Regions from separate parts of the Homo sapiens genome. Here region 1 is linked to region 2. Evidence: read pairs that join two places in POLR2A ChIA-PET (ENCODE). Cell type or tissue: K562. All regions are shown on one strand. Each heading gives the region's core, and the rest is flanking DNA. Links, peaks and the distances in the headings are about the cores only.

Region 1 (4,386 bases), core at 313-4,312, 94 kb after region 2:
GACATTTCAGAATTACTTACAGTCTCATTTCATTCCAAAAATAATTTGAGGTGGCTTACCAAATTATATGAATATAATAGAGTAAAGATAATTGAGGATGAAGGAAGGCTAAGGCTATATCAATAAGACAAAAACAGCAAAGTTAGTAAAGAAACCACCTGCCTTAAAGTTCTGAATATTTACTAGATGGGGACATCAGTTTTGCTCTGGTCTTTCTAATAGCCTATTTTCAGCTTTAATATGGTCAAACATAAAGCAAAATGTGAGGAAATGTAAACCTTAGGCAGACACTGTCCCTTTTCTTCTAAGCTCAACTGTTATTACTGTCTATGCAAATAAAGCTTGGCTTTTCATTCAAACCTCAGGAAAATGGTTCCTTCCTCCCACGCCCACCATTTCTAGCTAGTGGAAAGGTGATGTGCTGCTTGCGTATTGACCACAGACCGGTGCCTCAGCTTTCTCTCCTGCATCTACGCACGATGGATGGAACGCAGAGAGAGGCTCTGTTCTCAGGCTCGTGTGCGGATATCTTCTTGGTAGAAGGAAAATAGCCTTGGTTATGTCGGGGAAGACTTTAAACTTCCTTTCTCCAGTACTTTCCAACATTTTGATGTTTCATCTTCTCAGTCTAGTCTCTACCCAGATGCAGTATGTGCCCACTGTGAGGATGATGTTATTCCAAGTGAGATGTTACCCTGGCAACCAACTTACCAACTCACTCAATTAACCAGCTTCCTCTCTGTAATCAATACTCATTAGCGCCGAATCACTTCTTCGCTTTGCCTTGCAATTTTAACCACTCATCCGGGTCAATCTGTATTTTAAAAGTAACAGTCATTTCTCCTTTGGAATAGGGAAACTCATTTGAACCCAACAGAACTCCTTTCCCGGGGGCCCCTGAGGAGGCTGTCATCCCAACTCACGCTCACCCAAGGAAGTACCAGCTGGTGATCTTGGTGGCATTGGCAACGGAGCCTCCCCAGTGGCTTCCAGCAAGTCACTGGGGCCTTGCCCATGGGGGAACTGACAAGGAGGAAGGTCGCACCTGCCATTGGAAACCAGAGAGACAGCTTCTGTGCACCCAAGAGACTCCTTGGAGGCTCCAAGGGAGAAATACTACCATGGGATGGTTACTGTAGACTGACATGGTTTGAGAATAGAGAGAAAAAAATGTATTATTAAAAACCCAAACAGTCTGTTCCACTTCCCACTCTGCTTCTAAGGCAGAGGATGGGGGGTGGTGGTGTAATTCATGTCTCAGGGAGATAAAATTCTGCACAACTTCCTTTGCTGCACAGAACCCAGTGGGAGACAAGGGGGACAATGGATATTCCAGAGCCTTTGCAGGTTTTCCGGAGCTGCGGCTCCACAGGGGACCTGGAGTGGGTGGCCTTTGGTGGAGCAGGAATATTTTGTGGGTCTCCAGAGGTTGGTAAGAGAGGAGAGGGAGGTTGAGTTCTAAGGAAGCAGAGCCCTGAATGCGGGGAAGGCGGGCTGAGTGCTATGATGGTGTAAAGACTTCTTGTGGCCCTAAACTTCATGAGAGTCAGCTATGTGCACACGTGCCCTGGGTAAGGGTGTTGGAGGCAGACTTGGGGATGCAGGAAAAGAGGCCTGTTCCATCTCTGGAATGTGATGCAGACAGCAATAGCACTGCTGGCCGGCAAGATGACCCACACATGGAAACACTTAATTAATTAATGAAAAGCGTTGTCCTAGGCAATGGAAATTCATTAGAAGTTGAAGCAGAAAGATCCCTGCTCTCAAGGGCTCGTGTTCTAGAGGCAGAGGCAGAAAACAGGCCAGGAAATGAATGAATAAGCACTTCAAGTATGCTGAGTGCTCCGAAGATAATGACTCAGAGAGAGCCTGGTAGGTGGCCCCTTTAGACGGTGCGGGTTGGGGGGCCTCTCTTGGAAGCTGATGTTTGATTTGAGCTGACAGCTGAAGGATAAGAACTGGCCATCTCATGAGAAGCCCAGAAAGAGTGCTCCAGAAAGAGCAACCTCCGACTGTCCTGGCCATGCGTTCATTTTCTCCACCAGAAACGAATGCTCTCTACTCCGAGTGCCTTCATATCGACTCCAGGTCTCTCTCAGGGGTCCCGTGACTTCTGATACAGACCCTCTTTCCAGCCCTTAAAAACACTCAGCTTCATTGGTAATAATAACAATAAAGCCAGCACACCTATGCAATACCACTGTCATCTTGTACATTTAGGGGATTAAAAAAAAGTAACTGGTGAGGATCTAGTGAAATGTCTCTCTTATACGCTGCAGGTGGAACTGCGAATTGGGAACCCCTTTGAAAGCAACTGGAAAATATTTATTGAAAGCCATAAAAATGTTCCTATTTCTGGAACCAGTAATCTTATTTGAGGATCTGTCCTAGGGAAATAATATAAACTATGGAAAAAGTCTGTGCACAAAGATGTCCAGTTGAATGTTATTTATAAGAATGCAAAACAACACTGCTTCAGTGTGCAATGACAAGGGAAAGGTGGTGATGGGTCAACCCAATGGTATATGAGGTCATCATGAGAGCTGAAACAGTGAAGCCATATCTTTGCAGTCACATGAATCTTAGCTCAAATCCTGACTCTTCCAGTTTCTTTTTCTTTTCTTTCTTTCTTTCTTTCTTTTTTTTTTTTTTTTTGAGATAGTCTCGCTCTGTTGCCCAGGCTGGAGTGCAGTGGCACAATCTCGTCTCACTGTAACCTCCGCCTCCTGGGTTCAAGTGATTCTCCTGCTTCAGCCTTCTGAGTAGCTGGGATTACAGGCCTGTACCACCATACCCAGCTAATGTTTGTATTTTTAGTAGAGACGGGGTTTTGCCGTGTTGGCCATGCTGGTCTCAAACTCCTGACCTCAGGTGATCCACCTGCCTCAGCCTCCCAAAATGCTGGGATTACAGGTGTGAGCCACCACACCTGGCCTGACCCTTCCAGTTTCTGCTGTGTGATCTTGGTCAAGTTCTTTAATCTCACAGGGCCACTGGGCCTCAGTTTCCTGATAGAACAGGGTATCATTCATCTTATTTTTCATGAGCAGAGGAGTCATTTCCATGAAGAGCTGCATTCCAGGCAGCAGGTGGTCAGTGCTCCAGCAACCCTCCTCCTCCCCCACAGTGACAGCTCACCAAGCACTTTTACTTCCATAATCTCATGCAATCTTGACAACCTCAGGACGATTATTTCCACTTGGCAGATAAAGAAACTGAGGCTAAGTGAGGAGGAGAGTAAAAGTCACCCAGCAGTTAAGAGGGATAATCAGGACTTGTCCCCAGGGCTTCTGACCTTTGCATGTGCGTAGGCAACTCCTACGCATCCTTCAAGACCCAGTTCAAATATCACCTCTTCTAGGGAGCCTGTCCTGATACCTCCCTGTCTGTGCTCCTGTGGCACAGGGAGGCTTGTGACCTGGAGGCATGCAGGGGCTTTGGCAGAAAGTTTAGCTCCAGATTCAAGGCCCAGCTTCCCCCTCCCCCACCTCCTGAGAAGATGGAGTGGCAATCACTCTGGTTATATCTCCCTCCTGATTTAATAGGTGAAAAAGAGGGTTTAACTTTCTTTGGTACTCAGAGGGTGGTGAGGTTAAAAAATGAAGCACGTTCTTCGAAATGACAGCTGTCCTTTTTTCTTCAGCATGGATGACTCTGGAAATGTCCCCTGCGTGGGCATGCGCCATTTAATAGAGCATGGCCTCGGGCCTCAGTTGCCCTGTCTGTCCAGTAGAGTACTTCCTCGGAGGGTTGTGGGGGGTCTGCATGAGTTAATTTATGTAGAGCTTTCTTCACAGTGACTACTGGAAGCATGGCACGAATGTGAGCTATTATTTTCATTAATCTTATTACTGAAGGGCACACTTTGCACGGGGTAATTGCCTGTTTACTGAGAGGCCTCCCCGGGCCAAGCGCAGGGCCCGAGGCAGGGCCTGGCAGGATGCCCGGCTCCGCAGAGCGCAGCGAGGGGAGGAAGAAATGAAGAGATGTCCCCGGGGAGGTGATATTTGAGTGGGGAGAAGACGGAGAGGCTCCGGGAAGGCACCCGAGGCCACGGCCAAGGCAATAATGAAATGCGCGGCTGCGGCTTCCGGGGCGCGCCCCGGGGAGCCCTTGGGACCCGCTAAGCTGGAGCTTAACCCCGGCGAGGGGCGGCGGGCGGCGGCCCGGGGCGGGGGCGGGGTGGGAAGCATCCCACAGTCCGGATCCGCTGGCTGGACAGGGGCGGGTGTCTCCGTGAGGCCCCCAGGCTCGGGTTCTGCCCCACCCAGCGCGGCCCTGTCGCCTCGCCCCGGATTATTTACCCCCAACCCGACCTCACTCCTAGCCTGCAGCTAGGACCCGAGGTCGGGAGTCAGCCAGCTCTCATTCTGGTCCCGACCCAGC
Region 2 (4,386 bases), core at 128-4,127:
CCAGGCCTGGTGGTTTCCGTTCCTTCCTCACCCTGTTTCAAGCATCCCTGCTCTTCTCCCCTCCAGGCTCCCCTGGGTGACTGTGAGCCTTGGGTTTCCAGGATGAGATAGTCCTCACCAAAAAAATGGAAAGTTGGGGGCCCCTGGGCTGTTCTGGGCCAGGCTCTTGGGTGAACCATCTCCCCTTCCAGCATTTGGGGGACAGGCACAGGGACACCACAGCTGTATGCTGCCTGTTAGCTCCCAAGGTACCAGGGGCTCTGGGGACAGACACCTGCTGTGTGATTTCCAGTGAGGGATTTCTTTCTGTCTCAAAGTCCTTGTCTATAAAATGCGGACAGTAATGGTGTCAGCCTCACAGGGATGTTGTGACTTGGAAATGAGCTGCTTGAGTAGACCGAGCACACCTGCCACGTAGTGAGCTCTCAGGAGATGGGACCTTTCTGGGAGGGAGCATGGATGGGGTCAGGGAAGGCTTCCTGGAGGAGGAGGGTTTTGAGCTAAGCAATGAAAGTGGTCATCACATGACAGTAGCAGGCTGTAACCTGCCCTGACCCTCAGCTTTCTTACCTGTCAACTGGGGGCAACAAATACTTGGCTTTTAGAATCACTACTGGGGGCTGTGACTCTATCCTCAAGGCAGGGCTGGGATTTGAACCTGAAGCCTCCTGCTCTCTGGGGAGGAGTGAGCACAATGCCTCCAGCTGTGAGTTCAGTGTGTTGGGGGTTGGTGCGAGGTGAGCTGTGCTGGAAAAAAAAGTGAAAGAAAACAACAAACAAAAAACAAAAAAAATGGCCTTTTGAAACCCAGTGGCTCCTCCCACCTCATACAAGCGGGCATAGGGTCCCTGGGGGGTCCGGGGCAGCAGGAGTGGTGGCAGTGGTGGGGAGAGCGAGGGGGGGCTCATCCCAAGTGGGAGAGAGAGGTCATGTTTACCGAGAGCCCCGCCCACCAAGCACTTTACATGTATCGGCTTATTTCATCCTTACAATAATTTTTTGATGTAGGAATTATTAGAATCCTCATTTTAGTATTTTATTTTATTTAGAGACAGAGTCTCTATCGCCAAGGCTGGAGTGTGGTGGTATGATCCTGGCTCACTGCAACCTCTGCCTCCTGAGTACAAGCGATTCTCCCACCTCAGCCTCCCAAGTAGCTGGGATTACAGGCACCTGACACCACACCTGCCTAATTTTTGTATTTTTAGTAGAGATGGGGTTTCACCATGTTGCCCAGGCTGTTCTCGAACACCTGACCTCAAGTGATCTTCCCACCTCGGCCCCCGCAAAGTGCTGGGATTACAGTTGTGAGCCACAACCCCCAGCCAGAACCCCCATTTTACAGAGGAGAAAACTGAGGCACAGAGAGGCTCAGTGACTTACTCAAAGTCACACAGCCAGAAGTGGCAGAGCTAGTATGAGCCAGGGCCTGACAGGCTAATGGGACTGGGCTGCAGTCCTAAATTTACCCCCTCTTGCTGTGTGATCTTAGGCAAGCTGCTTTACCTCTCTGGGGCCTCCCTACCCCCTGGATTATGTCTGCATTAGCTACTGTTTAGTAAATGCCTGCTCTTCTGGCGGGGTGGGGCTGGGAAGGGGGTTGGTCCCATATCTTTTCTCACTTAATTCTCCCACAGCCCTGGAGGTCAGTGATGCTGTCTCACCCTGTGGGAGGGATTGGCCAGGGCTCTTCCTCATCTACCGCCTCCCAAGGCTCTGTAGCCCATAAAAGCAGCTACTCTGAGGGCCACTGGGGGTGTATGGGGTGGGGAGAGAGAGCTTTATAAACTGCGAAGGGCTGTCAGCAAGATTGTGTGTGCGTGCATGTGTACATTTGTGTGTGTGCCCACACATGTGTATGCGGAAGGGAGTTTATGTCTGGGTCATGTGGTCAGGGCACAGGAGAGGGGAAATGTTTGGAATCTCAGGATGAGAGGGGTCTAAAAAGCCACCATAAGCCCTGATATGTGCCAGATGCCCCCAGTGTTGGGGACTGAGTCTGCAGAGGTGACCAGGCCTGCCTTTAACCCCCTCTGGCCCTTAGAAAGTGTGTGGAGGCCAAATCCGTGTTCCTCCTGCTCCATCTCTGAGCACTGGCCCCATTGCAGCCAAGATTCTCTCTGGCCTCATAGTGATTGAGGCTTAGAGATGGGGTGTGACTTGGTGGGGGTCCCCCAGCTGTCAGGAGTGATGTCAGTGCTTTCTTGATAGACTTTGAGCTTCCTGGGCAGGCTCGTGGCTGCCATGTTTTCTCACTGAACCCCCAGGGACCACTCTGTGCTTGGTGCAGGCTCGAGTGAATGATTCAAAGGAATGAATGAATGAATGAGGGAATAAAGGAATGAAGGAAGCCGGGACTGTGAGCTATGGAGCCCAGGCAGGGGCTTGTGTCCTTTCCTGTGTAGGTGGGTTGGGGACAGTGAGGCTGGCAGAGTCCTGCTGCATGCAAGGCATGTGCCCGTGGGCTGGGAGGCGCCAGGGGGCTGCATCGGGCGGGCCTTCAGTCTGAGTGCCAAGGCACTGCCACCACCACATCTGGGCAGGACCGAGGGACTGTGGCTCTGGACTACAGCCCAGCTGCTTGGAGCCCTTTGATTTTGTGTCTCAAGGGACAGGGTGGCCAGAGCCAGGAGCTGCCCAGGCCCCAGGCCCTTGCTCCCATCATCCCCCCAAACCCCTGTCCCAGCAGGGAGCAGGGTCCTGGACTTCCTGACCTGTCTCACTGGCCCCTCCAGGCCTCTGTCCTCCATAACATCACATCCTGGGAACATCGGGCTGGCTCTTGGTAAATATTTGTTGATGGCACCCCCCACACCCTCACTCCCCTTGGCTCCCAGCCTCCCCAGATTCCAGGAGGCCTGGTGGCCTTCACTTCCGGCCCCCCTCCCGCCATGGCCAGAGGGGCAGCCACTCCCCTCCCCCACTGGCCAAGCCCAGTCTCAGCGCCAAACAGGAAGCCGTGATTACAGGGGGAGCCTGAGCGGCCATGGCTGAGGGCCCAGCAGTGGGGGTGGCGGTGGCCCCAACAAATGATCTGGCCCTTTTTTTACCTGGCTGCTGTGGGTGGAGGGCAGGAAACGCCTATGCTGGCCTTTTATACCAGGTGGAGAGGGTTCTACAACCCCTGTTGCCCCAGCTGGCTGAGGCCTGCCTTCTCCCCACCCCTGGCCTTGGTGCTATGTCTGTTTTGGGGTGTCCCAAGCCTGAGGGGGCAGCTTGAAGTCATCGAAGGAGTAGGGATCCTGGAGCCAGCTGATTCAGGGTTGAAATCCTGGCTTTGTCACATTCCTGCTGTGTGACCTTGGTGAGTTCACCTAACCTCTCTGAACCCGCAGTCTCCTCTTCTTTAAAATGGGACCTCAGGGTTGCTTGAGAATTAGTAATATAAAGTAATAAAGTAAATAAAGTACTAAAGTAAATAAGGAGCGGGCTGCTCCTGCAAATCTTGTTTTTTTTCCATTCACCTGCCTTGGTTTTTGTTCTTTTTCTGTCCCTCTCTGGGTCTTACTGAAGAACTACTGCTTGGGGGTGAGGAGCAGGGTTTTCTTTTGGAGAGAGGGGGAACTAAGTTTGAATAATCATGGATGGCCTGAAGGAGAACTCTGGGGGTGGGGGTACCCTTAGAAGGAGACCAAGGGCCGGACTCCCAGTTGGAGCCAGCAGGACTTAAGCCAGATGAGAGGAAGCACATTCTAGGGTCCGTGGTGCTGAGTTTCTGGGGGCTGGTTCTCCAGAGCTGTTGAGCAGCCTGCAGTCCATCCTGCATGATGACTCTTCAGGCCCTTCCACTCCTGGAACTCCAGAGAGGCCTTGTTATTTGCAGCTTGAGCCCAGGACTTGGTGAGACTGGGTGCTTTCCATTTTCCTCCCAGCCAGGGAGCATCTCGGCTGTGTTCTGTCTGTCACATGGGCCCTGGCCCAGAGTAGGTGACTATTGATGTTTACGCAGGATCTCAGGGGTGGAGAGTCCTAGAGAGATGGCCAGCCCTACAGCCTGACATCCCACAGCTGATGGCCCAGCCACAGCCTGGGGCCTTGCCAATGGATTGGGGCTGGCTCTCCAGCCTTAGATGGTCCCACTGAGCCTCCCACCACTCTTGAGGGGCTGGTGGGATTCCCCTTATTTAGAGGAAGGCTCAGAGATGTTAGGCCACCTGCCAAAGCACACACAGCCAGGAGCTGGTGGAGCCTGGTGTTCATTTGCCCCTTCTCCTACCCTGGAGCCCCATCTGATCTTGTCGTCACATCCCCTACTTAGCCAGGGTTTTCTGGGGGTGCAGCTGGGACTGGGGATAACACTGACTTGGGCCTTCATCCTGCTTTTGGATGGGCCATGGGCTTCCAGGGTGCTGTCTGGTGCTGCTTCACCCTGGGGTTAGCCTTGGC

The links. Peaks named below come from ENCODE experiments on the same cell type or tissue, not always from the same donor. Only the 100,000 strongest peaks of a DNase experiment are listed, where the experiment ranks them.
Region 1: POLR2A ChIA-PET joins it to region 2 with 5 read pairs; 14 of 35 experiments call an interaction of 5 or more read pairs at or near these places.

Annotation. Positions count from the first base shown.
Region 1 is chr1:30,807,183-30,811,568 of GRCh38, reverse strand. No RefSeq gene overlaps it. Among named protein-coding and RNA genes, the nearest start is that of LINC01778, 15 kb to the left of the region's middle. RefSeq lists an enhancer at 1,137-1,637. In K562, for the core only: no CTCF peak of the experiment used is centred there; DNase peaks (open chromatin) are centred at 1,042, 1,218, 1,868, 2,513 and 1 weaker place.
Region 2 is chr1:30,900,883-30,905,268 of GRCh38, reverse strand. All of the region lies in intron 1 of SDC3 (syndecan 3), which reads left to right. Among named protein-coding and RNA genes, the nearest start is that of SDC3, 5.7 kb to the left of the region's middle. In K562, for the core only: a CTCF peak has its summit at 1,749; DNase peaks (open chromatin) are centred at 1,678 and 2,933.